6 separate regions of the Homo sapiens genome follow, and regions 1, 2, 3, 4 and 5 are each linked to region 6. The links are chromatin loops, found by intact Hi-C in ENCODE. Cell type or tissue: mammary epithelial cell. All regions are shown on one strand. Region 1 overlaps RABGAP1L (RAB GTPase activating protein 1 like). Region 2 overlaps LOC100506023 (a long non-coding RNA gene). Region 3 overlaps RABGAP1L (RAB GTPase activating protein 1 like). Region 4 overlaps LOC105371618 (a long non-coding RNA gene). Region 5 overlaps LOC100506023 (a long non-coding RNA gene). Region 6 has its middle 86 kb from the start of FASLG.

Region 1 (5,000 bases), 1.5 Mb before region 6:
TAGTTACTAAAATACTAAGAAGTTGTTTCACATATATAATACATTAAAATCCTGGTTATAAAACTAAATTAGAGGAAGATTATTAGTTTCACAAAAGGATTCTTTATAAAACACTTAAGACAGTTTCCAACTACATTTTATATAAGATCCTATTTACAGAGATGTATTTATCTTTTTTTCCCCTTTCTTTTTAAAGACAGAGTCTCACTCTGTCACCCAGGCTGGAATGCAGCGGTGCAATCTCAGCTTATTGCAAACTTCGCCTCCTGGGTTCAAGCGATTCTCATGCCTCAGCCTCTCAAGTAGATGGGACTACAGGCGTGCACGACCACACCCAGCTAATTTTTGTATTTTTTGTAGAGACGGGATTTCCCCACATTGGCCAGGCTGGTCTTGAGCTCCTTACCTCAAGCAATCTGCCCACCTTGGCCTCCCAAAGTGCTGGGAGTACAGGCTATGAGCCACCACGCCTGGCCCTTCTTTTTCTTTTTCTTTTTTAGGAACACACCCTAAAAATCAGATAACCTTAAATTTACATGTCTAAAGGAAAAAATAGGTAAATTTAAATCGGGTCTATTATGAATATCATTTAAAAGGTTATATTTCTTGTTAGCACAGCATAACCATATTTCTGATTTCTTTACAAATTGTTGGCTAGCTCCCAAGATGAATATTGCTAATTTCCTTACACTTAAGTTGACTCATAGTTTTCTCAAAGGCAGGTGAAACACAAAGCCTAAGCAAATAAGTGATGTCTTAAACACAATAATGCTAAAATACAGGTATCTAAAAATAAAGCCACTGATTATTTAAATAAAATTATAAAACAATATATTCTCAACATAAACATTTAGTAATCTCATTTTCAGAATATATTTTATTAGACTGATATATTAATACACTTTTGATGCCATAGTTAATACTAAATAAAAGTCATAAGTAATATATAGCACTTTTAACTACTTTTCCTATTCCTGTTTCTAGAAGACAGTTATACCATTTTCAAGCCTATATAACTGAGTTTACTTGCTTCCTTTTCTTTGACTTAGAAAGTGCAACACAGAAGTGAAAAAGGGACCATATCTAAATAAAAACTCAAATGCTAAAAATATAAGATATGCTTTAAAAACATTTAGACAAGTCGACTGTTAAATCACACAACGGAACGTTACCAGCTGATTTAAAACATAAAAATCATAAAGAAAAAAGTCTCTCAAGTGAAAGCAAAACATTTAATTAACTTCTAAAACCCAGCAGTAAGAGAAACAAAAACATCCAGATAAAGTAATGTAAAATTTAACCATTATGTCTAATTCACCAAAAAATCCTTTCTCTTCTTTTTCTTCTTTTATTCTTCCCCCTAAAATTCCAAATCAAAAGGTAAACAACCAAAAGCAAGAACTTTTTAAAATACACAAACCAAATAATTAGGGTCTGGATAAATCAAACATTGATTTTATTTTGAAAGTCAGCACTTGAGAAAAACCTTTGCATTTTACACATCTCCTAAGTTTCAAATAGTTTTTAATTAAAAATTATACCATATGTAGAAAAGAAAAAAATACCTTCAGTTGAGGTTTTTCTTCATGTTTTGTAGAATTATCATCTGCATACTGAGGAACCAAAACAAATTCTTCACTGTTCATTGTAGCCACAGAATCAGATGATCCACTAACCTTCTGTAATGAAGCTCTGACCTCCATTTCAGTTCTGCAAACTTCTCTTCCCACAACCACCTGGAAAAACAAAAGGGATTAAAAAAAAAAACCTACTGATTAAAAACATGAACTAATTAAAAACATGAACTAATAAAGCTTTAAAAATGGTTTATGTGAAGAAGAATCCTGCTGGCTAGATAATTATCTCAAAGTTAGGGAGGCTACCTTCTTGGACTGAGCCACTTAATGGAAATGTACTCTCTCTTCATCCTAAGTTTCCAGACTAATAGAGCCATATTGTTACCTAAAAATTTACACAAACCAGTCCATATCTCAACCAGATTTATCACTGTTTACCTGACACACTCACTCTCATTTCTCTTAGAAATACTGTTTTCTTTTTAATAGAGGAAATAATTAAATGATACTAGAAATACCTACAAATGCACACACAGACACAAAACCATATTCACTGACACTGCTATATTAATTAAATCTAAATGCTTCAAAAAAAAACTTATCTCCTCAAGACCGAATATTGTACCTGCAAATATTTTTTCTGAGTAACTAAAGTTGACTAATACAGAATTCAACATCCTAAGACATATAGCTTCTCTTTCCTGACACATTATCACTTATTAACACCAAAAAGAAAAAGAAAAAAGCTTCTATATTGCCTTCACGTAGCAAATAATGTTTCAGTAATCAAACACAGTGTAATTCTGTTTTCTGGATAGATCTCTACAGCATAGAAACAACACTCACTATCATATCCAGAAGTTCATGTACTCACACAACTAAGTTTAACTGCAGACATACACTATATAACAGACACAACTCAGCCCTGAGGTTACCTAAGTGAATAAGGAAAACAAGTAGCCTGCACTTCTGGGGCTTACATACTAGTAAGAAAACAAATAAAAAGGGAGCAAATGGTGATTCCAAGTCACTCTAAAGGCTATGCAAACAATAAACACGTTAATGTGACAAACAGTAGCTATGGGAAGTATACGGACAAATTAAGGTGGTAGGAAAAAGCTCTCTGAGAGGAAAATATCTGAGCCTAAACCTGAAAGACAAAAAAGAACCCTACTATTACACAATCTGCTCAGTGACCAAATGAGTAATGTGATAGAGGGGCAGGACAAGCAGGCTAGGGCTAAAGAACACGGGACCTTGTAAGCCATAGTAAGTCTACTGATCCATGCCTAAAATCCCCCCAGAAATGTTATTTTTCTTTCTAATTAGGTTACCTTTTCATTATAGCCTATAAGTATAGCTGCAATATTCCATTTTGCCATTAGGTGACACTAACACCATTACTCTTGGCAATAAAAAGAATGAGTCTAGCTTCAAGTTACATGTGTATCTTTTAAAAAGTAATTACTTTCCAACTTTATAAAAAATCAAAAATTTCAAGAATATCAAAATAAAGAATAACCATACTCCTGGACCAGTGTAATTAGCTAGCCATCATTTATTTCTGTTATGCATGTTAACACCCTTCCTTTTTAAAACCCAAGCGACATTCATCTGTCCTCTGAAGGTTTTTTTCTCACTTTGTATATTTTGTTTCTAAAAATGCAGAATGTGTTACAAGCCAGGTCTTTACTCTTCCAGACTGCACGATGAATCCTTAACTGCCAACACACCACATATTCCAGATGTCTTTCTGTGGTCAATCCTTCAAGTCCTTCTCAGGTTGCTGCTCCTCTACCTGATTTCTAAATGTTAGAAATTCCCTGAGTTCAGATCCTGACCTTTTCCCTTGTCACACACTCTAAGTAATGTCTGTCATTGTCATGGACGAAAATACCATCTGCAGGCTAACAGTCTTCCAAATTTCTATCCCAACTCAAATACCTTCTCTAAATTCCTGCCCTGAAATTCACCTCTCTACTTGATATTTCCATGTGGAAGTCTTATCGTATCTTAAATGAAACATGACCAAAATGGAATTCCTAATGTCTCCTCCAAACTTGTTTCCAGTCCCGATTTGCCATTTCAGTAAATAACACCACTATCTTCTACAAAGTTACTTGAACACGAAACCTGGATATCATCCTTGATTCACCTCCACTTCTTTACTCCTCACATCAGCAAGTCATGTCAGACCCACTTCCAAAATAAGACTCACATCTATCCATTTTTCTGTCTACTACTACTACCACTCTAGTCCAAACAATGCTCTTATCTACTGTAAAAGCCTCCTAACCCATCTTCTATTTCCAGTCTTCTTCCCTCAATCTACGTCATTGTTCACAAAGCTGCCAATTTATTTAATTTTTTTTCGGAAAATAAATTAGATTACATGAAAACTCCAGACCAAAACCTTTTCACTAAAATTTAAATAAAATTCAAACTGCTTCCCAAGACTTACAAGGCCCAATACACCCTTGCCCCCATCACTTTCTCATTATAATTCCTTAATCACACAAGTTCCAAAACAAGCAAAAACCAAGAAAAATCATTGCCAGCATATCTGGCTTGAAAGAAAGATTAAAAGTAGTTCTTCAGACAGAAAGAAAATTATATAGGTCAAAAATGTGGATCTATGTGATAAAAGGAAGAATAAATGTATTGGATGATTATACCACATGGACAAAAAAAAAAAACATGACAGCAATGGCAAAAAAAAAAAGGGGAGGGGGAGAGAGGGAGGAATTGGAAATATCCTGTTACAAGGTAATGGCACTACTTGTACATGGGTTACATGCAGTATAAAATTATTTAAAAAATTACTTTTTTACTCCTTTATTTTTAATTTTTGTGGGTACATGTGTATATATTAATGTGTTATGTGAGATACTTTTACATAGGCATGAAATGCATAATAATCACATCAGGGCAAATGGAGTATCCATCACCTCAAGCATTTATCCTTTGTGTTAGAAGCAATTCAATTATTCTCTTAGTTATTTTTAAATGTCCAATTAAATTGACTACATTCACCCTGCTGTGCTAGCAGATACTAGGTTTTATTCATTCTTTCTAATTATTTTTTCATACCTATTAACCATCCCCATGTCCCTTACCCATCCCACCTTCCCACTACCCTTTTCAGCTTCTGGTAATCATTGTTCTAATTCTCTATCTACATGAGTTCAATTATTCCAATTTTTAGCAATCAGAAATAAGTGAGAATGTGTGAACTTTGTCTTTCTGTGCCTGTTCACTTAACCTAATGACATCTGCTTTCATCCATGTTGCTGCAAAATGACAGGATCTCCTTCTTCTTTATGGCTGAATAGTACTCCACTGTATATGTATACATTTTCTTTATCTGTTGATGGACACTTAACGTTGCTTCCAAATCTTGGCTGCTGTGAGTAGTGCTGCAAT
Region 2 (5,000 bases), 660 kb before region 6:
CTAATTCTTTGTATCTTTAGTAGAGACGGGGTTTCACCGTATTGGCCAGGCTAGTCTCGAACTCCTGACCTCGTGGTCTGCCCGCCTCGTCCTCCCAAAGTGCTGGGATTACAGGCATGAGCCACTGCACCCGGCCAACTATTTCCTTTTTAAAATTTTTTTATTTTTATTTTTTGAGAGAGTCTCACTCTTTGGCCAGGCTGGAGTGCAGTGGTGTGATCTTGGCTCACTGCAACCTCTGCCTCCTGGGTTCAAGTGATTCTCATGCTTCAGCCTCCTGAGTAGCTGGGATTACAGGTGTGTGTCACCATGTCCAGCTAATTTTTTTGTATTTTTAGTAGAGATGGAGTTTTGCCATGTTGGCCAGGCTGGTCTCAGACTCCTGGCCTCAAGTGATCTGCCCACCTCAGCCTCCCAAAGTTCTGAGAATACAGGAGTGAGCCACTGCACTCAGCCTAACTATTTCTTGATCAAATATTTTATTGAGCTCTTCTGCTGCAAGATGACATCCTCATGGAATTTATATTCTAGAGGATTTTAGAGATTATTTTAAAATACCTTCTTATAGTCCAGATTAGGAAGCCAAGGTGAAGACATGAAAAATAATTTGCTTGTCATCACAGAGCTAGGGAAGAAGCACAGCTAAACCAGAACTACAGCTGGAACCCAGGTCTCCTGGATTGAACTGTCCCCGCCCCTGCCCCTGCCCCTGACACTAGTCCAGCAAAGAAAGACCTGAGGGGTGCTGGTGATGAGTGATGACTGCTCTGCCTCAGGCTGAAGATAGAAGCAGCCTATCTCAGGTGGGTGGAAATTTTCCTTTCTTCCTTTGACCATGGGCAAAGTGATATGCCCTGGTCCGCAGCAACAGAGACTTCAGGAAGCCCACACACGTCAAGCGGCCAAAGCGGACCAGTGTCAGCAGGGGGAAATCAGAGGGACTTCCCCCAAGTCCTTCCTGTCAAAGAAAGAAGCATGAGAGGCCTTCATGAAGGTGAAAACCACACATTAAGGACTAGTCCAGACTGGGTACATGTCTCCCCAGTGCAGCTGCTACCCCTTGGGTTTTACCCCAGGACACTGGGTTCCGTCCTGTCATGGTGGTCAGTGCTGGAAAGTTGGGGTTTAAAGCTGTACACAGAGCTTCAGGCAAGTCCTAGGCCAAAGTTCAGTCCAAGGAGCACCAAGGTCTTCTCACTAGCAGCAGGTAGGAAATGATGGACATTGGATGATAACCTGGAGGCCAGTGACATGGTGAGACCACTTCTGACTCCCTCATTTCCCATCTCTGACATCACATCTCCACCACGTGGGCTCACTTAGACATGCTCACAACTATTAAGGTACCACTGGGGGCTTCCTATGACCAAGTCCCTTTAAATGTCTTTTGAATGTTCCCTCCCATTGTGAGAGGAAGGTAGTAATAAGGTGGTACCAAAATAGAATCTTGACACCCATTTACAACTTTTATTTGAGAAGAAGAAATGGGGAGTTGATGAGTGAGTATACGGAGAACCAGTGAGTGAGTGAATGTATATATGTATCTATTTACTTTCCTGGGCCCCAGTAACCTTATTCCTTGAATTCTTGTTGAACCGCAAATTTAGAGCTTCTTTGTAGGTTAGTCTGGTGATTCACTGTTGGTTTGTGGGTGTCAGACATGCAACTGTGACAGCTGTCATCATCTTCTGTTTATGCTGGATTGTGGACTTCTTAAGATCAAGGCCTGTGTCTTTTTTTATTTTTTATTTTTAAATTGAGGCAGTGTCACACTCTGTCACCCAGGCTGGAGTGCAGTGGTGCAATCACGGCTCACTGTAGCCTCAACCTCCAAGGCTCAGGTGATCCTCCCGCCTCATTTTTTGATTTTTTGTAGAGATGAGGTCTCACTATGTTGCCCAGGCTGGTCTCAAACTCCTGGGCTCAAGTGATCCATCCACCCTGGCCTTCCAAATTGCTGGGATTGTAGGTGTGAGCCACTGCACCTGGTTTTTTAAAAAATTTAAGTTTATGTTTTATTGAAGTATAATATGTATACAGAAAAGAGTACAAACCTTGAATGCAGCAGGAGGGTGTACATGTACATAAAGGACTTACACCCGTGCACTCAGAGCCTAGATCAGGAAGCATGGAGAGCTGCGGGAGCTCCTCAGGGCTTACTGCCAGCCACCACTTCCCCTTCATCCTCCTGCCAGCGTAACCACTGCCTGCACTTCTCACACTGTAGATTAGATTTGCATGTGGGAGTCATATTTTTATGCCAGAAAAGAATACTTGATTTTTAAGAAAAAATCACTAAAAGCAAATGTCCTTCAGGGAATACACAATAGTTCAGTTATAAATTCTGTAGTCTTGGGCTTTACCTTAAAAAGTTTGATGACTTTCAATTTAATTTTTTCTTCTTATTTTGAAATAATTTCAATCCTAAAGAAAACTGGCAAGAATAGTATAATGACTTTTTTTTCTGAACTGTTGGAGAGGAAATTATTGCATGATGCCGTATCACTTTAATATTTGAATGTATCATTCCTGGACCCAAGGACATTCTTCTATATAAAAATAATACAACTATCTAAGTTATAAAAGTATTAATAACATTAATACATTACTAACATTGAATCTGCAGACACCATTCCAGTTTCCCCAGCTGTCCCAATAAATGTGATTATCGCAGAAGTTCAGGATCAAGCACTGCATTTGGTTGTTGTGCCTCTTTGACCCTCTCAGAGTAGGGGAGTTCCTCAGTCTTTCCTTGATTCCATGACCTTCACATTTTAGTAGATTACAGTTATTCTGTGGAATGCTCCTTCATTTGAGTTTGTCTCATATTTCCTCAGAATTAGATTTAGGTAATGCTTTTCATTTTTGGTAGGAATAGCAGAGAAGTGATGCTGTGTATGGTCTTCTCATTGCATCCTACAGGTGGTGCACAATTTCAGTTTGTCTTATTAATGGTGATGTTCACTTTGATCACTTAATTAAGAGGTGTCTGCCAGTCCTCTTCACTGTAAAATTATTATTTTTTAAAAAAATTTGTAAATATTTTACGGAAGGTACTTTGAGACTATTTAAATATCCCATTCTGGCCAGGTGCAGTGGCTCATCCGTGTAATCCCAACTCTTTGTGAGGCCAAGGAGGGTGGATCACTTTAGGCCAGAAGTTTGAGACCAGCCTGGGAAACATGGTGAAACCCCCCGTCTCTACTAAAAATACAAAATTTAGCCAGGCATGGTGGCGCATGCCTGTAGTCCCAGCTACTCGGTAGGCTAAGGTGGGAGAATCACCTGGGCCTGGGAAGTTGAGGCTGCAGTGATCGAGCCACTGCACTCCAGCCTGAGTGACAGGAGTGAGACCCTGTCTCAAAAGAAAAAAAAAACAACTCCATTCTGCATGAAATGTTCATCCATTAGTTTTAGCATCCATTGATATTTCTTGTCTGAAACCATACTATTATGATGGTTGCCAAGCAGTGATTTTTTAAATTTAATTATCCATTCTGCATTTAATTAGTTGGCATTCTACTATAAGAAAAAACTTACTTTCTTCCTTATTAATCAATCAATTATTTATATTAGTATGGACCCATGGAAGCTTATTTTATCTATTGGGTTCTAATCTGTTTTCATCAAATTGTTCCCAATTTGGCCAGTGTTCCTATCATTCTTTGTATATTTTCTTGCCTGTTCCTATCATTCTTTGTACATGTCCTTGCCTTCTGGAACAACAAGATATTCCAAACTCATCTTGTAATTTTCCTGCCATTTCTCCTGAGGGGCCTGGCTCTTTTTCATGGAAAATGGTATTTAGAAGTTGTCTTAGTCTGTTTGGGTTGCTATAACAAATATCATAGACTGGTTAGCTTATAAACAACAGAAGTGTATTTTCCACAGATCTGGAGGCTGGTAAGTTCAAGATGAGGGTGCCAGCATGGTTGGGGTCTGATGAGGGTTTGCCTGTGAGATGCAGATTGCCAACTTTCTGGCTGTGTAAGGGGCAAGGCAGTTCTCTGAGCCTCTTCTATAAGGGCATGAGTCCCATACCTGGACCTCTGCCCTGATGACCTTATCACCTCCCAAAGTCCCCACCTCCTAATACCATCACTCTGGGGATTAGGATTTAAATATATGAATTTTGTAGGGGATAAAAACTGTCAAACCATAGCAGAAATCAAAATATGGATGATAGCTGTGTTCATTGCTATTGGGATGTCTCTGCTCCCAGGCTCTCAATGTATAGAGCTAGGACACACACACACACACACACACACACCCATTTACATCTAGTTTTATATCTGTATATTACAGGAAAGCATGAATTCATGCTGATAGTGATGATTTTAATCTACAGCAGCACAGATTCATTCTAGTTTTCACTTTCCAGATTTGTAACTTTTTTTTTTTTTTTTTTTTTTTTGAGGCAGAGTCTTGCTCTGTCACCCAGGCTGGAGTGCAGTGGCATGATCTCAGCTCATTGCAACCTCCACTTCCTGGGCTCAAGTGATTATTCTACCTCAGCCTCCTGAGTAGCTGGGATTACAGGTGTGTGCGACCACACCCGACAAATTTTTATACTTTTTATGGAGACGGGGTTTCGTCATATCGCCTAGGGTGGTCTCAAGTGATTTGCCCACCTTGGCCTCCCAAAGTGCTGGGATTATAGGTGTGAGCCACCGCGCCTGGCCAGATTTGTAACTTCTTTTTCTGACTGTGAGAAGCTGGTTACCTTGATCTACCCTCAGGTTCTGACACTCCACACGGACTGTGCTAATATCCTCCTCATCCTTCTTGGGCCCCAACACCCCAGCCAGGCTGTTTGGTCTGCTTTTCTCCCCTCCCGCACCACCTGCCTCCCCAGTGGCCACTGCCTTTGCTCCCTGCACAGCCATCAGCCTTACTCCACTCAGGTGCCAGCAGTCTGCACCGAGTGAGGCAGTCACCCTTCTCATCCTGCTGCTGCTGTAATATCCTGCCTTGCCATTGCTACTGTCTCCCCATCCCCC
Region 3 (5,000 bases), 2.0 Mb before region 6:
TTCCTGGGCTCAAGTGATCCTTCTGCCTTGGCCTCACAACATGCTGGGATTACAGGCATGAGACAATACACTCAGCCTTGAAATGTATTTTTAAAAGCAAAATATCTCATACATTTTCAAGATGCCTCCCATTTTTAGGAATATGTAATCCCCAGCAATTTGTTTGTTCTTAAGGGGAAAACATGTACGTAGTAGGAGTCAAAGGTTTGGAGAATTATTAAGAGTAAAAAATAAGTAAACATATTATGGCCACTTATCATTTATAGTACAAGGTCTAACTCCAAATGCAAAATAATAACCAACATCTACTGAGTATTTTGTATGTGCCAAGATATGAATTAATTACATTAAAGGCATGTCCCTATTTCATCCCACAACCACCTAAAATTCCATTTTATACACAAGGAAATCAAGATTTAGAGAAATCAAAGTAACTTTCCTAAGTCCAATAGCTAATAAGTGCAGATCTAGGATTTTAACCTAATTCCAAAAGTGATACTCTAAACAATTAAGTTAGAGAAGATGATTCAATGAATATGTGAATGAATGAATAAATCTCTTATTTGGATATTATTTAATGTGTCCTCTACTTCCTAAAGGATTAAAGTGATTCTTTCCATTTAAAGGCAAGTAAATTTTGAGAGCAGAGAGTAAAAAGATAACAAATAAGTGACTTCTACCAGAACTAAATTCTATTATTTGTTTCCATATTGAAAACACTCAAAAAAAGTAGCTGACTGCTTGCAGTATATGAGGCAACAAAAACCCAACTTGCTGTGGGAAGAAAGGGTCACCACCTTCCTCTAATGACAACAGATTGAGATCAGCCTTGCATGCATGACGAAGTAGCTTTTTAACTGATTTGGATACTGCTATTTCAAAATTCAATTACATTCTGGCATCATCTTTGCTTTAAAGAACACCTACAAGTAATTGCCCCAAATTGAATAATTGCTCCAAAGTGCAGATCATGATGTTCTTGGGTAGGCCAAGGATTAAGCACCCACAATCTTGCATAAAATAACAGCTGACAGTAGAGCACTCACTGAAACAAAGACACTGAACATTCTGGCTCTGATAAGCAGGCAATCGTGGGTTCAGAGAGAGCTGACAGATTGTGTGAGAAGCTGTCAAAAACTTAAGCTGACAGCACTGAGAACAAATGCTGAAAAGGTAGTGTCAAAAAGTACCAAGTGTGCATCAGCACCTGGGTTCTTAGGAATCAAAATAAAAGGGAAATAATGGAAATCCTAACAACAAGTCAATAAACCAAATTACCAAATTATCAAACCAAAAATGGCCAAAGTAAATGGAGCAGGTTCACAGACAAAGCTAGAGGAAATGGGGTTCTGTCCTTTCTGACCCATACAAAAGAAAACATACCACCCTAGGAAGAGATAATGACTAAATGAGATAGCATACATCAAGTGAACTGAGTATTTGGTAAATATTCGATAAACACTAGCAATTATTATTATTAGGTTCATGTATTTATTGCCCATTATATCCAGTATTTTATATTTTTCACTTAATCCTCTCAACAGCTCTATGGCATATGTATTATTGCCACCATTTTAGAGATGGCTAAACTGAAGCTCAGAGACAGAACACTGTTAGTAAATGGTAAAGCCAGGCTATAACTCAGGTCTATCAGACTAAAGCAAATCCAGGCTTTTTTCCACTAATTCCATCTTGAGTGCCAACTCAGTGAGACTTTTGTTAGATATCTGTGATGGATTAAAGAGTCACAATTATTTGATGCTTCTCCATTGAGAGTTAAGGTCTCTGTTCTCTCATTTCAACCTGGGCAGACTATGGTACTGCTTTTACCAGTAGAATATGGTGGAAGTGATGCCATGCTAGTTTATGTGCCCAGGCCTTCAGATATTGACAGCTTTCATGTTCAGTCCCTTGGAGCACTCACTTTTCGAAGCCAGCTACCATATAAGAAGTGCAATTATACTTATACTCCCATGCTCTCTAAGGAACCAAGCAATCAAAAGAAGGCCTGGAGAACCAGATTTCATCAGTAAAGAAGAAAGACCAAGAATCACCAAAGTGGTAGATATGTGAGTAAAGAAGTCATCTGGAAGTGAATCAGGTGGTCCAGCTGATGCCAAGTGGATCAGAGATGAACCACACAGTTGAATTCCAAAATTTCTGACTCATGAGATTGTAAGAAAATAAATGATTGGTTTTAATTACTTTTTTTCACTTGGAAATAATTTCGGATTTAGAAAAACTTTGCAAAAACAGTACCAAGAAGTCCTACATATCCTTCACTCAGTTTTACCCAAACATTAACATCTTACATAACCATAGTATAATGATCAAAACCAAGAAACTATTATTTTTATCAAATGCTCCACTAATGCCCTTTTTCTGGTCCAGGATGCAATTCTGGATTATATATTGAATTTGGTTGTCATGTCTCCTTAGTCTCCTTTCATATGGGACCGTTTTCAGTGTTTATTTTTCATGACCTTGATGCTTTGGAAGAGTATTGGCCAGTTATTTTATAAAATGTCCCTCAACTCGATATGTCTACTGGTTCCTTATGATTAAATTCAGAATATGTATTTTGGGCACAAATACCACAGAAGTGATGCTGTGCCCTTCTCAGTGCATTCTATCAGGAGGTTACATAACATCACTATATGTCTCACTATAAAAATCATTGTCCTTTTAAAGCCACTCAGTTTTCGTATAGCTTGTTATATATTACAGGTAATCAAAAGAAAATCCATTTGGCTTCTCTGATAAATTTCTTGCTGCTATGATCTATAAAGCAATGCATTGTTTCAAAGAAAGTAGTGAAAGTGACAGATAATTAACACGCAAAAAGAAATAAGTTAATACTAGCTGCTCTTAAATACAGGTTCTACAGCAAGAATATTTAGAATATTAGCCAAAAATTCTTTTACTTTATTCTGCTTCTCATGTTTTAATCTCTTTGAAAGTTTAATATTTTAGGTTGGCTAATGGTGCTTGATGGAGTAACTAAATAAAAGAATGTGATGTTTGGGTTTTGTTCTGAATGTCCACTAGAGGTCAGGATTGCAGCACTGAAAATCAATCGCTTTTTTTTTTTTTTTTTTTTTTTTTTTACGTATTTCACAGACCAACATAGTAGCCTTGTATACAAATTGAGACATGCTGTTTTAAAACCCTTATGGCTAAGTCCTCCCTTATTTTTACTATTAATTTACTAACATATACCAAAAAAAAAGGATGACTCCCACCCTTCCTTTCCTCTAGCTTAATTATATATTTTCCATTTTATTATAGTTATTTGTTATACAGTTTTTTCATAAATGACTAGTGAATGAGAAAGAGTTCAAGAATGGGTAGGGATGAGAGATAAGTTTAACATGAATGCATCTGTTTAGTCATGAGTAATTTTAAAATATTTTCTTGGTTTACACTTGTTTGTACAGATTAAGTAGTAAAATATCTACAAAATCTAGAAGTCTTTATCATAGGTGACTCTGAGAAGAATTTTTTTTAAAAAAACATAGTTTTGCTATTATTTATTTATTTATTCATTTATTTTAAACTTTTATTTTAGGTTCAAAGGTATATGTTCAGGTTTGTTATGCAGGTAAACTTGTGACATAGGGGGTTTGTTGAACAAGGAAAGAAATTTTTAGAGGTTTGTGACATCTGAATTAGATAAAACTTTCAGAAACAAGGCAGGCAAAATGAGATAAGGAAATCAAATTAGAGGTTTTAACATGTGTTTCAAACTGACCCAATAGTTCAATAGATAGTTTTTTGGATAAACATAGAAATTGACGTTTTTGGTCTTGAAGCTTGAACCTTAACATTTGTTTTATCGGATTCCTTACTCAACAAAGGACCTTCAGGTCTCTCAAAAAAAAGTATGGAAGAACTGGAACTCACCAGATCACCATATCCAGATAATGAGATGAGGGCCCCTCATTCACCATAATTGCTTCCTTACCCCTCTCTAGTTCCTGTTTCTTACATATTGCTATATCTCTTCCCTGCTATATAAGTCCCTAGTTTCAGTTTGTCAGGGAGATGGATTTGAGACTGAGCTCCCATCTCATCTCGTCTGCTGCAGCCCCCAATTAAAGCCTTCTTCCTTGGCAATAATCATCATCTTAGTCATTGGCTTTCTGTGCTGTGAGCAGCAGGACCTAGACTGAACCCCTGGTGTTGTGGTAACATATTCATCATATGTCAAGCATTTTGAGGACATTTACAAAGATGGATAAGTCATCCCTACACTCAGAGGACTCCCAGATTAGGATAGCAGATAAAAATATAAACAGATAACACACCACCTAGGGAATGATAGGGAGGTATGACCTGAACATTAGAGCACTGAAGTATTGCTATAAAGTCCCTAAACACATGTTCCATTGGCCATTGAATACTGGCATTCACCTTTCTGTTCTTCTCAAATTCTCTTAAGTCATGATACACATCGGATTATATTGTTTTACAGTTATAGTTATCAGTCAACCATCCCAGGCTGCAGGGGTGCTTTTGATACTCTTCATAATGATACAGGACTTCTTATCAGCTACTATTAGCTGATCTTGACCTTCTCCTTCCTCCAGGCTTCTGCCAGTTTTCCATTAACCCAATCCATCCAGAAATCTTTTGTTAGAGTTCTTGTGCTCATACCACTTTTCTTTCTTCCTTTTTCTTTGAAATGAAGTCTTGCTCTGTCGCTTAGGCTGGAGTGCAGTGGCGCGATCTCAGCTCACTGCAACCTCCGCCTCCTGGGCTTAAGCAAATCTCCTGCCTCAGCCTCCCGAGTAGCTGGGATTACAGGTGTGCGCCACTACACTCAACTAATTTTTGTATTTTTAGTAGAGATGGGTTTCACCACATTAGTTAGGCTGGTCTCGAACTCCTGACCTCAAGTGATCCACCTGCCTTGGCCTCCTAAAGTGCTGGGATTACAAGCTGAGCCACCGCATCTGGCCCCCTTTTCTTTCTTCTTCTTCTTTCCTCCTCCTCCCCCT
Region 4 (5,000 bases), 81 kb before region 6:
TCTCCCTTCAGAGGTGAATGCACTTCGGCAGTTTTCAGAACTCTGAGCTGATACTTCCTAAATCGATATCACTATCCTTAACTCAGACCACTCTATAAGCTGGTACTATGGTTTCATTTTACTGACAGATACTTCTAAGATTTCATTCATTCATCTACCACTCCAATGTGTATAGCACCCCTTATGCATACCTACTAAATATTAAATATTGTGAAGTTTTATCATCTCAAATACAAAGATTTCCAACCAAATTCAGCTGCTGTCCCACATTCCATCCTGCCCTTTATAATTTCTCTCTCTACTAATTGTATCCCCAACTTTCTGCTGCTTTATCTAAAATGTCATGACTCTTCTCTCTCTATTATTATCACGTGCAATCAGTCTCTGTTAATTCTTCCTCCAGTGGCTCAAAAATCAACTCCTTTTTTTCACGCAGCTGCCATGCTGGTCTAAGGCCTCATCAAGTGGCACCTGTTTAATTAACCGCCATCAACTTTTATTGGCCTCACTGATTCCCATCTGTTTCTCACTTCAATTCATTTTGTACCCTGTGCTGAATTACTCTTCCTGCAGCATGGCTCTGAAAATGTCATTCCTCTGTTCAAGAATTTTGAGTGCTTCCTTCTGCTTATGGAAATAAGCCCCCAATTTGCCAGTCCCTCAGTAGAGATTTCTCATGAGCTGGATTCTCCCTATCCCAACTCATATTTCACTATTCCACTTCAGAAACACATTTAACATTGTTTCTGCACTATCCTCTGTACAAGCCTCCGTGCCTTTGCTCATCCAACTTTGATTATACCCCTCACTTCTCTCTATTAGTCCAAACTCTGTTAAACTAACTCTTCAGGGCACAGCTCAAGTCTTTTCCAGGAAGCTGGCCCCAGCTAAAACCACAGTTTAGTTTTCTTAGAACTGGAGTAGACTTCATAGAGCACCCTCAGGGACTCTAAGCCGCAAAAATATTAAATTCTATTCAACAAAAATTTATTGAATATTCATTATGCACTAAGCCCCAGACTAGGAACTGGGAACAAGAAAAACAAATAGATGTGATCTCTCTTTTTAAGGGACTCTTGCTTATTGGAGGGTACAAAATATATAAACATACAATTGCATTAAAAGCTGTCAAGTTCTAAGATGGAGATAAACACATGCTGTGAGAATGAGAAGGATGGGCATTTAGTCTAGCTGAGGATTCAAGGAAAGAGTCCTAGTTGAGACATCTTGTGATAAGAATGTTAAAGATGAGCAAGAGCTACCAAGACAAAAGTGGGAAAGAAATTTGAGACAAAGGGAACAAAATAAATGAATGCAGAGACATAAACAGTGGGAAGGAGGTGAGGAACTAGAAGCCTGGTAGCACTAGACTATAATGTTGTGAAACAAGAACTGGTGAGAGATGAGATGGGAAGTGACTGGAGAGACTAAGCCAGGCATTTGGGGTTTTGTAAACTATATTAAGAACTTTGTACTCTAATCTGTAAATGATGAAGAACCATTAAAAATGTTTACACAAGGAGGTTAAATGATTGGGTTTTGCTTTTAGAAAAAGTATGCTCCTTACGTTGTAGAGACCAGATTTAAGGGAAGCAAGTCAGGAGAAAGGAAACTACAGATTGCGATGTTCCAAGGAGAGGACAAGGACCTAAGTAAGGAAATCGTTATTGGGGATGAGCCTGAAAACAGATTTAAAAAATAGTTATGAGCTAAAACCATTAGACCTTGCTGATTGCCTAGATGTAGAAGGCCCAGGACAATGAGAAGTCTTACATAATTATTTAATCTCTGGTTTGGGCAACAAGATGGTTATGCCAGTAATTAAGCTAGAAATAAAGGAACCATTGGTGAACAGAGAACAACAATGAAGACAGTTCCAGGTATGTTGAGTTTGAGATTCTTCTGGGACATATCAAGCTAAAGATTACATATGAGTTCTAGGGTAAAGATTAAGTTTGACATTAGTTGTCATTCCAGTTATAAATGAAACAATGACAAGGATGAAATTCCTCAAGCAAAGTATGTAAAGAAATGGAGACTTTGGGGTAATGTTAGAAACCTGGGTTATTGTAGTTACTGGACACACAGAAGAGGAAGAGCCCCAAAAGACAAGAAAGAAATCACTCAAAGAAGCAAGAGGAATGCCAGGACAGATTGGAGTCAAGAAACTAAACCAGAGGGTTTTAAGATAGGGCGTAAGATACGGACTGAGAAAGCATCCTTGGGTTTCGCAATACAAAGTTCATTGGTGACCTTTAGAAGTGAGTCTAGGCTCCGAACCGTGATGTGTTGAAGTGTAAATGAATTACAGTCATGAATACAGTTTACTTAGCTGAAAACGAAAGGAGAAGAATTAGGGCACAGCTAGAGGCGATGCAAGGCCAAGAAATAGCTGACTGAGGCTAAAGGAATACAGATTGCAGAGGCACACAGTAAATGAGGGTCTTTATTTCATTACAAATATACAGTTTAATACTCAAAAATATCTTTCAAACACGAGGTCAGAAGGGAAATAAAGTTGCATGAATTGCCTTTGGTAGAGTTCTAACTACTTTGTGTACAGGAACATTATGTTTCTATTTTCACTGGGACCCAGAAGCACGCAGAGCTGCCTCCTCTCTTTCGTCACATGTCTCCTGAGATCCTTGAATAACTCAATTTTGGGATGTAATCATTTTGCTTTCAGGGAAGCTGAATACCATTTTTGTGAGGAATCATTCCACCACCATGTGGCTACTCTTGAGAATAGCATTTTTCTCAACTTCCTCCTAGAGCTAGCTACTGGGTTGAGTTCCCAGAGAAGGAGAATTCCACAGCTCAAAGAACTTTAGAAACCCTCTCTTTATTTTGCAGATAAGGAGAGCAAAGATAACTTGCCTAATTTTTCAAAATTTCCGTATATTTTAACTGGTTATGAATATTTTATACATTATGAGTGATTATATATATATAAAGCAGACAACAAAAAACACATACAAAATCTTTCCATGTTCATTCAAACCCAAGGACAACATCCCTGTCAGACTGTCTTAAGTAAAAAATATTGATGAAATGCAGCAATACACAGAGATCAGTGTTTCTAAACTAATCTTTAACAACAACATCCTGCCTTGAGGCTAACATGATGTTTTGTTTAAATTTAAGCCATTTCCAAAAAAAGTTTTAATTTCCGCAAGTTCAGATTGGTAAAATAGAAAGCATACCTACAGAGGATCAGTCCTTAGGTGATAATTAGAATGTGTTTATTATCTTAAGATATAAAACCCAGTTGTATAATATCTTTTGTCATTTTGCTTTTCTCTATCTTTTTTTGTGATAATAAAAATAACAGATGTCATTAAAGAAAATGTGAAGGTTTCAAGGGAAAAAGACATAAAAGTCACTAAAAGAGTTCATAACCCAATAGTATTTTAAAAAATTTTTTGGCACTTTTAATCCCTTATAACTGCTTTAAGTTAAAGAAATCAAGCTCACTATTTTATTTATCCCATTGAATTAGCTAAGAGTTAAAAAATGATTTCTTATATTTACAGAAGTTATTTCACTCTTCATATTAATCACACTTAATCAAAAAGTGTCACAAACTCTTAAGACTTTAAATAAATGTAAAACTGTTAAAACAGAGCAAAGTTGACAAGGTTTGGGCCACCTTTATGCAAGGTGGCATCTTCAGCCAGACTGTCCATATGTTCATTAATGCTGTCTTTAATTATTTCTAAAAATCTTTAAGGCATTGGCTGCTCCCTGCATCTTTAATCTGCTGGTCCAAAGATGCTTCTGGTGAATGGAAGTGCTCTAAATTAGCAAAACTAGAATAACCTAAGCTTTGAAATGTTTCAAATCAAGGCAATGGACTTCTTCTGAATAGTACAGTTGATCCTTGAACCATACAGGTTTGAACTGTGTGGGTCCACTTACAGAGAGATATTCTTCCACCTCTGCCACCCCTGAGCAAGATCAACTCCTCGGTCTCAGCCTACTTAACATGAAGACAATGAAGATGAAGATCTTTATGATGATCTAGTTCCACTTAATAAACAGTAAATATATTCTGTCTTCCTTATGATTTTCTTAATAACATTTTCTGTTCCCTAGCTTTATTGTAAGAATATAGCACGTAATACATATATTAATAACATATAAAATTCAAAACAGTACAAAATGGCTGTTTATGTTATAGTTAAGGCTTCCAGTCAACAGTAGGCTATTAATAGTTAAGTTTTTGGGGAGTCAAAAGTTAAATGCAGATTTGCAACTGCACAGGGTCAGGGGAGTTGGCACCTCTAACCCTTGTGTGTTGTTCAGGGCTCAACTGTAATGATGTCAATAACGATGACGATAACACCTTCTAAACCTTTTAAAGCATAAATGTTTTATGAACCTCTCATTTAGTCATCTTAACAACCCAACTTTACAAACGAAGGATTGTTAAGTAATGGCCCTACTTCACACAGCTAATATTCAGATAGTTCCTCTCTGCCCTAAAACCTGGAAGTGTGTCAGCTTCAGTAACCACAGTCCCATAGTCCAAAACAGTTTCTAAATACTGAATGCTTAGCCAGCCCCAGGGTTTCTGATTCTTTTCAAACTACATCAATGTGATTACATCACACCTGCAGTGGGTAAGATCTTGTAAAATTATACCTGCCCCACTTTTTTGCTTTTTTTTTTTTTTATTAAGTCAGCCTAAGGAGTTCATTTCTGGGGAAATACCAGGATATTTTACAAAAGAAATGCAAAGAGAAAAAAATGTGCTAATATTCAGTTTCTGATATACAAAACAGAATTATTCAGAAGCCAATATTCTGACAGAGGGTTTTTCCAAACTCTTTTATTACCCCACATCAAGAACCCAACTCACAGACATGGCTCATCGTGTGGAGATGATAGATCCCTGGGTCTCTGATGGCAAACCCCCTGAGAGTCTTGCTGCTCAAAGACATGACTCTGGAAATAAAAGGAAAGGCCACTCCCCCATGAATTTTTAATAAAACACAGAA
Region 5 (5,000 bases), 510 kb before region 6:
TTATCTAAATATACCTCTCTCAGTGTAGACACTAAATAGCTAAAGCCACAATGATGCTGTGAATGGGAGTTAATAAAGAGGGACTAGATTAACATCAGAATCCGCATCATACAATATGGAGTCATCAGTGCATAGGTGTTGTTTAAAGCAGTTAGACTGCATTAAGCCTTGGAGATACGAAAGAGTTTCTTTCTTGGATTTCTGAAGTAGAAGCATTGGATAGTGCCTTCTCCCACGTGAGAGGGAGATCTGGGCTCATCTAATCTCATAAGCCACATGGGCAATGAGTTCAACAGTGGAGAAGTGATGAAGAAGGAATAGGCATTCAAGAAGATGACTTTAGTCCCTTTGCTTATCCACCCAAATCTTCAATTTGACCCAATTTCATCTTTAGAATCCATTTATATTTAAACCACAATGGAACTTGTGTTTGAAGAGCTATGAATTCAAGAGTAAGGAATATGTTCAAACATTTCAGTGCCCTTTAGAGGTTAAGTAAGAGGTTAAAGATAGAGCAGGAGGCATGGCCTGGCCACTTCAAGGGTCTTCCCCAATAGATAGGGGAGGTTTCTGGTTTTTGGTTGTTGCAAGTCATGTTTCTAAGATAGAGTAGTAGGATAATGCAGTAAGAGATGGGTAGAAGCCTCATGCTGTCTTCATTCTATCCAAGTTTAACTCTTGCCCCTAAGGCCAGAATCTACATCAGGCTGTGAAAGTTTCTCAGTTTGACTGTCTCTCTTCTACCATTGTTATGGACCGAATTGTGTCCCCTTCCCCCAAATTCATGTGTTGAAGCCCTAGCCCCCAATGTGATGGCTCTTTGGGTATTTTGAGATGGGACTTTTAGGGGTAATTAGGCTTAGGTGAAGTCATGAAGGTGAGGCCTTCATGAGAAATCAGTGCTCTTATAAGAGACACCAGAGCTGTCTCTCTGCCATGTGAGATCACAGCGAGAAGGTGGCCATCTGCAGGCCAGGAAGAGGGCCCTGGAACCAAATCAGCTGACATCTTGATCTGAAACTTCATAGCCCCCAGAACTGTGAGAATAAATTTCTGTTGTTTAAATCACCCAGGCCATGGTATTTTGCTTTAGCAGCCCAAGCAGAGTAAGATAATATTTAATGTTAATTATGCTCAGAATCTGGTGACTATGTTATTAATATTCTATTTTACCATGTTTTTGTTTGTGAACTCCCTCCAGTCTTCATTGATATGTTTATGGACAATTGGGGCAAAATCAGGCATTGCTGTCTTCCTACTATTTAAACCAAGAAGTTCAGCCTTGGTGCGTTTGGCTTAACTTCCTTTATCTTTTCAAGAAATTTTCAAGGAATTGTAAGAACTACCCTCTCTTTTCCACTTCCACCTTTCTCTCTTTCTTTGAATAACACCCAAATAAAAATGATGATGTTATTACAATGGTATCTTGTTAGGACACTAACTGAATCCTGACCTACACCAATCCTCCCCTCATTTAGAGATTCTCTGAGGTCTTGGAGGTGGGGGCACAGATAAAAACAGACAGATTGTGACGATGAAGTAAGACAAAGCAAAGCAAAGAGATGGTTATTTCTTAGTTATAAGGTTAGCTCCTAAGCCTAATGCAGAACTCTAAAAAGTTTCAGTGGATCTTGTGAAGAACTCCCTTTTGCTGTGCTAGTATGTGTCTAACTAGTCAACAGTGTAAACTGTCTATTTTTGTTTCACAAACAAAAACCCACATGCAGATCATACCCTCTTTTCCACTCTGTTTGCTAAGAATAAGGGAACCCAAAAGAGGCCACACCCACATTATAACGATTGTTAACTTGGCAATGTGGTAACATTTAATACCAAATAGCCAATACAATCCTAAACTTAAACCTAAATAATACTTCTCCATAGGGACTGGAAAGAAAGGAGATGGGGAGAAGGAGCCTTGAGCTCCCCCTAGAGGTCAGCAATTACAGTCCCATAAATTAGGTTTGATATTATAAACTGACTTTTGCTTTCTTATATAATTAAATTTTCCTTCACCAATCGTCCTGCCAAAGTCTGTTCAGAACTTTAGGGAGCATTAAAGTAATTAGATAAAAAGGAAGCATAAGTAAAGCACACAGCCTAAAAAAGGCACAAAGACACATGCTGTAATTGTACACACATTCTTTTTGACCCTTGTTACAAGCAGCCTGGTAGGGGCATGAGCGTTGAGGTTTTTGCCTATCTCAATTAGCCACTTCAGTTAGAAATGACCACACAGGTTACTTGAAAAAGAGAAAGACTAGTTTTACCCCCTTTCCCCAGCAACTTCTCAGACCACTAATTCAGAATCTCTAAGGGTGGGACTCAGTGTTTTTAAAAAAACTTCTAAGGTGTCTTTAATGTGCAGCCAAGTTTGAGAACCAGTGCACTGTGGGCAAAGATTTGTTCTTCAAACCTAGCTTCTTCCTTCTGAGCCCCATGTCTTTTCTCTTTTTATAATTTATGATTCCATTTTCTATGATTCCATTTTGTTGCAGGCAGTTCCTCTTTGATCTCTTTTATATTTTAATTTTGTCAATCTTATTTTCTTCACCACTTTCAGTCTCTGTTCAAAAGATGCTTCTAATTTGCAATTATTAACAATAAGCCTAAGATAGTCTAGGTTTACCCCCATCACCCTTGATCTGGTGATTCCTACTCTTCCAGGAGCCTGGACCTTGTTTATGAGAAATAGGTATTAAAAAATTATAGAAGGTCATTTTTTAGACTGAACTTTTACTAAGTCCCAACAGGTGAGAACAAGCCAAAATGGAGTCACTTTGCTAAACGCCACATAGTGAAACTGAAACTTTAAGGGAGCAGACAGAACCCAAAACAGACCATTTTATCCTGAAAACAGGAGATTCCAGTCTACTGGAGTCAGTTGAATAAGGAAGTCCCTTCTGCTTTAACTCTTAGAAAAAAAAAGTGAACTGAAGCAGCCTGATATTAATAATCAGCCATTTTTTTCCCTACTATTTTGTTTCCTTGTTCCCACCTTACAAAACCCACTGTATGCCATTGCCTAGTGGGAACTCATATTCTATTTTATAGAATGGAGGCTGACCTGATTAATGAATTGTGAATAAAAACAAGTTAGATTTATAACTAAATTTGTTGTAACTTAGTCTTTGACAAAGGTAAAGATCTCTATCAGGCACAAAGGCCTCAACTAAAGAGTTTGAGTCTTAAGACTTTTCCTGAATTCATCACACTTTGACTGATGGCTACCTTTGCATTGTATTAATTTGTTCAAATTGCTCCCCTTAGAACTCGATTTTTAAATAGAACATCAAAGAGTTTAAGATCTTATACACAAATTCATCCAACCATAACCCTAAATTCAATAGTAGACCTAATGCCTCCATCTCTCCACTTCTGTAACTGTCCTGGAATGTCTTTCAGAAAGCTGGGAAGATAGACTGCTGGCTGCATATTGACTTCTTATCTACTGCATACACGTCCTACAACTAATATTTAGACATGACTAAAGAGAGACAGGGTAACTTTGAAATTTCTAATAGAAAAAAACTCATCTCACTTTAATTTATATGCTTGGTTCAATTTTAGCAGGAAAACCCCACAACGTCAGAGGAGCTTATCCAGCTACCTTCACAGCATTATGTAGTATTCTCTGTCCACAATCCCCATACCAGAGTAGGGCAGAAACTAGACGTTCATATGTCTTGGCTTTATCCCTCTAACCCATAGCTCAGTTCTCTCTTTGTTACCAGGCAAGAATCAAATGAGAAAACAGTTGCCAGGTCCTGATGTTTTTGCCTCAATTTGTCTGTGTTATTAAGGTTGAATTGCAAGGCCTATGTCTTCTTCATTACTCCCCTTCTCCAACTCCCAACTTTACTTTTTTGAATACTCACACTCTTACCAAGTATCTAGGAGAACCCTTTGCCAGCACGGCATGGGGCAGAGTCACTGGTCTACTATGGATCCTGTTCCTCTAGCTTCTGCCGGCTTTCTTCTTTGCCATATGCCTTTTGTATTCTATTCTAAGTTCGTTCACTTATGTTTGAGGATTCTTACTTTTGACCTCCCTCCCAGATAAATGGGGATACTAGAGCTGAGCTCTTGTGGTTGGAATGGTTATGACTAATATACAAGTATAGGGCTTGAAGAAAAAAAAGCCTGATAGCTGAAAACTGCAGAAGAGTTGCCTATGAGAGAAGGTCTAAAATATCAAGTCCAGATAAACAGGGGAAAAGCAAGACATTGACCAAAATTGAAGGGTCAGCCAAAAATTCTGGTAAGACAGAGTGAATGGATTTAAGAGAAAAAACCTGAAAATATTCCTAAATGCAAGGAAGTACAGGGGATGGGAATCTTTTATAGTTTGACCATGGCTGAGCCCATGGAAGGGAGGCATGTAAGATTTCAAGGAAGTTCTGAAACTTATCCTGCTAGAAGGAAGCTTGTAATCATTTCATCTGCAAACTCTTAAATACATCGTAAGTATAATTTTCACCAGAAATTTCTATGGAAGTTTTCTATTACCAGGGTGTTCTGTGAAAAGTCTGCTGCAGTTCCTTGTTCATTTGGGGAAATTTCTCTTGCTCTCACTCCTGATCAGTGCTCCCCCTGATGTCTGAGTTGCTGCTTTCTATCAGCCTTCAGCATGGGTTCTTCACAGTTATGAACCACACATCCTACTTTGGTGGGAACAGTTGTTCCCTAATTGTAGTCCAAGCCAACCTGCAGTAAATATAGACATTGAGAAATTTCCTATGCAAGGCAAGTAAACGTTCTTCCAACCTAGATTCAGGGCAGAAGTGCAGTGAGTATGTAACCATTTAATATCTAGTATTGCACAGATAATTATCTCAAAGGAAGAGAAAAATGGTGGAAAGGCTCCTTAAGGAATTCCCTATATTTAATTTCAGCAAATAATTATGTATTTTAATAATTTCAACAATCAGAGCTTCACATCTCTGATTAGATTTGTATGAAGATTATATGAAGCTATATCAAGAGATCCAAAATTAAGC
Region 6 (5,000 bases):
TAAAAGGGGGACTTGCCTTGCCTTGAAAATTCAGCCCCCTGTAATCCCAGCCCTTTGGGAGGCCAAGGCAGGCAGATGGCTTGAGTCCAGGAGTTCACAGACCAGCCTGGGCAACATGATGAAACTCCGTCTCTACAAAAAATACAAAAATTAGCCGGGCTTGGTGGTGCATACTTGTAGTTCCAACTACTCAGGAGGCTGAGGTGTGAAGATCGCTTGAGCCTGGGAGGCAGAGGTTGCAGTGAGCTGTGATCACTCTAGCCTGGGCAACAGAGCAAGACGCCATCTCAAAAAAAAGAAGGAAGGAAGGAAGGAAGGAAGGAAGGAAAGAAAGAAAGAAAGAAAGAAAGAAAGAAAGAAAGAAAGAAAGAAAGAAAGAAAGAGAAAATAGAAAAGGAAATTCAGTCCCGTGAAGTAATAGCAATTTTTATATACTTGTGAAATATAAACTGTCTTGAATATCTCACTAATTATTTAATACATGCTGCTTCACTACTGGGCTTTTCTTATTCTCTCCAATTGCCCAAATGACTTACCAAGGCAATAGGTAGTGATGATGGCTCAGTGATATAGAATTTGACAATAATTCTATTCGCGCTTTCTTGGACCCAGAGGGATTTAATTATTGAGGAAAGAAAGACAGTCTCCTTGATTGGAGGACAGCGGCACTCCTATGATTTGGATACCCAAGAGCAAAGTTAAATGGAGATTCTAGGGCAGACATGCAAGTGGGCTTGATCTCACTTATCTACTGTGATCTGACAGCAGTGGCTGTCAGGAGCATGGTGACGGGAAGTATCTTGAGGCTACATCCTGGCTAAGCAAGAAAAACATAAGACAATTAACAATGCTTGCAAGGATGCAGAAGTGGTGACAAGAGCCCATATTGGCTCTACATGTTATCATGAAAAAATTAACCAAATAAGACCACGAAGGAGAGTTAGATTACAAGAAACTCCTTATTCTGTATAGTGGCTATGTACAGCCTTAATTTTGATTCTCAATAGACCTGCTGAGATTTCTTAGGGCCTGGATGAATAGTCCAATATCACAAGCCATTAACATACATGAAAATTAAAGATGTAATACTAGCAAGTGATCCTCTTGGAAATGTCCCCATCAGGTTCCAGCTGACCAAATGTAAACTTATTTAAGTATGTTTGTAGATCTTGAGCTCTTAGCCACAAACATCACTTTAAATGATGAGTAAAAATAGATAAGTACTTCAAACATTGGCAAACACTCAAAGATTCAAAACCAAATGTTTCTTCCTAGTTTACCTTGTTTAAAAAGATGACACAAACTACTCCTAAAAACTAGTGACTGCCTACATTGGTAAACATTCTGGTCCTGGTGGCCTCTGGTGTTTCTTCCTTCTAGTCATGTTGTCCTTTTAAGCAAGGGTCACTCTTACTCCTCAGAGGAAAGTCAACATGACTCACTTTCAGAAACTGAAAGTACACCATGTCCACATAAGCAGTGCTGCTTACTGTATAACCGCAAAACCACATCAGAATAAGTCAGCTGCTCAGGAAGGAGAAGAAGGAGTGAGCTGAACAAACTCACCCCCATTCCAGATGGGGAGACTTTAAGAGTAGCCACAGGCTTCTTTGTTAAGCAGAGACTTAGATCAGAGGAGAAATGTCAGTGGCAGGCAGTGCAAGCAGGGTCCCTGGCTTCTGGTTACTGAATACATTGAAACAAGAGCCCACTCAAGGCCCCACTGTAAAGCCCTGAGGTTTTGGCTTCATCATCTCTTTCCTTTCCTTTGGTACATTCTTTCCCTAGTTTTCATCTCTCTCTGAACGTCAGGTGCTCTCTTGCCAAACCTCGTGTTAAGTGATTTTGGACAGGGTTTAAAGAAGTGGATCTTTTCTCTGAGTTAGATATTGTTAGGATCCCATGACTGGGTATCTTAATAATTCTTACCTAGAAGGTGTGAAGAATAAAACGAGACTGACTAAAGCATTCCTTGGTAAAGCAGCAGCAATCTCTTATATCAATAAGGATAGGGGCACACTGGTCATTTTTGTGGTCACTTTTAGACAACGCTCTTGGTTTCATCTGTGCTCAGACAGGATTATAGAGTGGATTTTATTTCTTTCTCTATTGTGATCACAGAGTGCCTTTTCTGATGTTGGCATTCTATGAAATTGTTTCTACTCAACAGGAGAACACTGGCCTAGCCATGAGTGCAGCACTAGCTTTAGCAACACCAAGGTCTAGCCTGTTCTCCATTCTTTCCTTGGGACAATCCACTCTTCCAAGTGACATAAACTAATCAGAAGAATTAATATCAGTTAACAAGAGTTAAGGGGCTGGGGAGGGGGGGTGTTCCGTACTTGCATTATAATAGTGACCTTTTAGAGAAAAGGCTGACCCCAGATAAACCATAATAGAGAAACTGGGTGGAAGAAAATAGATTCAGGAATTCTCCAATTAAACCATATAGGCAACCAGCTCCTCTGCCACCATATTAGCTGATCCTACATTTCATACCCACAGTTGAACTTCCAGGTAATCAACTAAATGAGGTCCATTCATGTTACCCTACTGTGCAGGCTTTTGGGATGGTTTGCCAACCACACTTCTAGAAGTCTCTCCTTTCATACAGAATCTCCTCTCATCTGGCAAGCTAGTCTCTTCTTGTTTTTCTGGTTTCTAAATGAATTCATATTGGAGCTTAACTTGCCAACCCTTATGAGTTGCTTTCAGAATGATCGCAACTGTTCTGAACAAGCCACCCTTTCTTGCTTGACTTCCCACTACTTTGGAGAGTGATTGTGAATCCTTGTGACTTCTCTTCACAGTACTCTTCTGCCACCTGGTGAAAGTTCGTAACACAACAAGACACTAGAGTTGCCATTCACTTTCAACTTCTACACACCCTGACACCAACACTAAGAAAACAGACACACTCACAGATGTCAGTCCATAAACACCTTGTAGGCATCTGATGCTCCCAGAAGAGGCCTGTCCACTAGGATTTCTGGGATGACCCCTCACCCATCTCTCCTTCTTCCGCCTCTCTGAAGGAAATAGCTGATTGAGAAGGATCCAGTTTTTTGCTAAGAGTTCACATTGAGACTGGAAAGGAAATGAGAATAAAAAGTATCTGGACTTCTGAAGGGGCCACAGTCAGCTCTGTGGGATAAGTGAAGCAGGAATTCCTGAGGACATCTTGCTGGTTCTCACCATCTTGTCTATAGTTCGTCCTAACAAATAAATCCGATGTCAACATTTATATCAAAGAAACAAGAAATAAATACCTATCTGTTTACCTCCTGTTTATATTAGGCCAGACATTTTACTTAATCTTCAGAATAGCTCTGTGAGATAATATATATAATTGTATAAATCTATGGGGTACAATATGATGTTTTCATCTATGTATACATTGTAGAAAGACTCAGTCAAGCTAATTAAAATATCGATCGCTTCACCAACTTATCATTTTTTGTAATGAGAACATTAAAAATCTATTCTTTTAGTAATTTTGAAATATATAATAACATATTATTAGCCACGGTCACCATGCAGTGTAATAGAACACTAAAATATATTTCTCTAATCTAACTTAAACTTTATACCCTTTGATCAACATCTTCCCTTTCCCAACACCTTCCAGAATATGTTAACACTCCCACTTCACAGAAAGAAAATGAAGGCATGGAGAGGCTAAGCAATGTGTCCAAAGTGACGTCCCTGGTTAGAGGAAGAGTTGAGGCTGAACCTCAGAGAGAAACGCCCTTGCAACTGCTGTACTTTTCTGACTCTTGCTATGCCACCTGGAGTACTGATCACTGGAGGAGAGAAAGAGGGAAAGAAACTCCCTACCTCCTTCCTGAGTCGACATTCTGTACCTCTTGGTACTGCATTTCTCAGGCACCCTAGTGCCCTTGGACCAGATTCCCAGCTTCCATGGCCTCAGGGAACATGGAATACTAATCATCCTTTTCCTTTGTCCTGGATAGTTGTAATAAGGAATCAGCAAGAGAAACTGAAAATCTAAATTCTCCTTCAGATCTAACTATTAAAAAATATGAAGCAATTAATAAAGTATGTATGTAGACATGTAAATAGAATAATAATATTTTAAATGTAACCTAAATGTTTGAAGGAACTTTTAAATAGATTTAAAAAGAAAATTAATTTTTAAAATCAAAATAATTTCTGAATCTTTTCTGCACACGAATGAACCTTTAGGGTCATGAAAAAGCTCAAACTGATGTATTTGAGATGTAAGAAGGACACCAGAAATGGAGTGCTTGCAACCCAGCCACCTGCCCTGACTGGCCAGCCTGGTGGCTCCTTCCTAGAGGAGAGATCAGGTAGGGCTCACTGGCATGGAGAAAAGCTGGTAAGTGTTGCTCTCTTAGGGAATCTCTGAACATAAGGAATGGGGAACAAGGAGAGGGGGAAAAAAGGAGGAACTCCTTCAAAGGACACTTTGGTCTGAGTGGCATCCATGGCAGAGACCATGAAAGGAACTCACAGATGACTCTCTGGAATAGAGATCACGAAGTGATGATGGTTCAAGAGCCAACTCCATTCCCATAGATGTGTTTTGATTGACTCACTCAGTGCTTTGTAAACTGTGAATTAGTGCCAGCATTTACAAATCAGGAAATTTCATATCAGTTTGTATTTTTGACTTGTCATGAGAAATGGAAGATCTGGTAATGCCAGGCCCACATCCCCACGTGAGAACAAGCTGAGTCCATCCAGGCCCTTCAGAGGATCAAGTGACTACTGCAGGCAGGCTGCAGTAGTCACTCAGCTTCCGTCTGGGAACCTAGAAGCAATTGAGTCTTTGGCTTTTGATCCAGCGGTGGCTGGCCACCCCACCAGCAAAGAACAGTGTACTGCCCCTAAAATCTGCCCACCCACCTAATTCTCAGCCTTCAGACAGGGCCATGACCACATGAATGTAGAGGCTATGGCCCCTCACCCCATTTAAGGATGTCCATAATTTGGTTAATCTTTCTGTACTTGTCAAC

The links. Hi-C counts contacts between places; a loop is a spot of excess contacts. Peaks named below come from ENCODE experiments on the same cell type or tissue, not always from the same donor. Only the 100,000 strongest peaks of a DNase experiment are listed, where the experiment ranks them.
Region 1: a loop joins it to region 6, with 24 times the contacts of the local background. A loop is called at or near these places in 14 of 110 quality-filtered maps.
Region 2: a loop joins it to region 6, with 6 times the contacts of the local background. A loop is called at or near these places in 23 of 110 quality-filtered maps.
Region 3: a loop joins it to region 6, with 14 times the contacts of the local background. A loop is called at or near these places in 19 of 110 quality-filtered maps.
Region 4: a loop joins it to region 6, with 5 times the contacts of the local background. A loop is called at or near these places in 38 of 110 quality-filtered maps.
Region 5: it touches region 6 in a loop (7-fold over the local background); 5 of 110 quality-filtered maps call a loop at or near these places.

Annotation. Positions count from the first base shown.
Region 1 is chr1:174,215,861-174,220,860 of GRCh38, reverse strand. RABGAP1L (RAB GTPase activating protein 1 like) reads right to left here. Exons shown (of 26, transcript NM_001366446.1): 2 at 1,566-1,736. The coding sequence starts at 1,703. Among named protein-coding and RNA genes, the nearest start is that of RABGAP1L, 59 kb to the right of the region's middle. RefSeq lists a silencer at 257-376. In mammary epithelial cell, a CTCF peak has its summit at 2,958; no DNase peak of the experiment used is centred here.
Region 2 is chr1:173,406,974-173,411,973 of GRCh38, reverse strand. All of the region lies in intron 2 of LOC100506023 (a long non-coding RNA gene), which reads left to right. It also overlaps a transcript of TNFSF4 not described here. Among named protein-coding and RNA genes, the nearest start is that of PRDX6-AS1, 52 kb to the left of the region's middle. RefSeq lists an enhancer at 726-1,275. In mammary epithelial cell, a CTCF peak has its summit at 2,919; no DNase peak of the experiment used is centred here.
Region 3 is chr1:174,742,198-174,747,197 of GRCh38, reverse strand. All of the region lies in intron 17 of RABGAP1L (RAB GTPase activating protein 1 like), which reads right to left. Among named protein-coding and RNA genes, the nearest start is that of RABGAP1L-AS1, 210 kb to the left of the region's middle. In mammary epithelial cell, a CTCF peak has its summit at 3,047 (motif pointing right); no DNase peak of the experiment used is centred here.
Region 4 is chr1:172,823,920-172,828,919 of GRCh38, reverse strand. LOC105371618 (a long non-coding RNA gene) reads left to right here. Exons shown (of 3, transcript XR_007066734.1): 3 at 3,731-3,795. Among named protein-coding and RNA genes, the nearest start is that of FASLG, 170 kb to the right of the region's middle. In mammary epithelial cell, a CTCF peak has its summit at 2,729; a DNase peak (open chromatin) is centred at 2,679.
Region 5 is chr1:173,252,326-173,257,325 of GRCh38, reverse strand. The region is part of intron 2 of LOC100506023 (a long non-coding RNA gene); the gene reads left to right. It also overlaps a transcript of TNFSF4 not described here. Among named protein-coding and RNA genes, the nearest start is that of TNFSF4, 47 kb to the right of the region's middle. In mammary epithelial cell, a CTCF peak has its summit at 1,934 (motif pointing left); no DNase peak of the experiment used is centred here.
Region 6 is chr1:172,742,971-172,747,970 of GRCh38, reverse strand. No RefSeq gene overlaps it. Among named protein-coding and RNA genes, the nearest start is that of FASLG, 86 kb to the right of the region's middle. In mammary epithelial cell, a CTCF peak has its summit at 2,825 (motif pointing left); DNase peaks (open chromatin) are centred at 1,480 and 2,760; H3K27ac peaks cover 810 bases.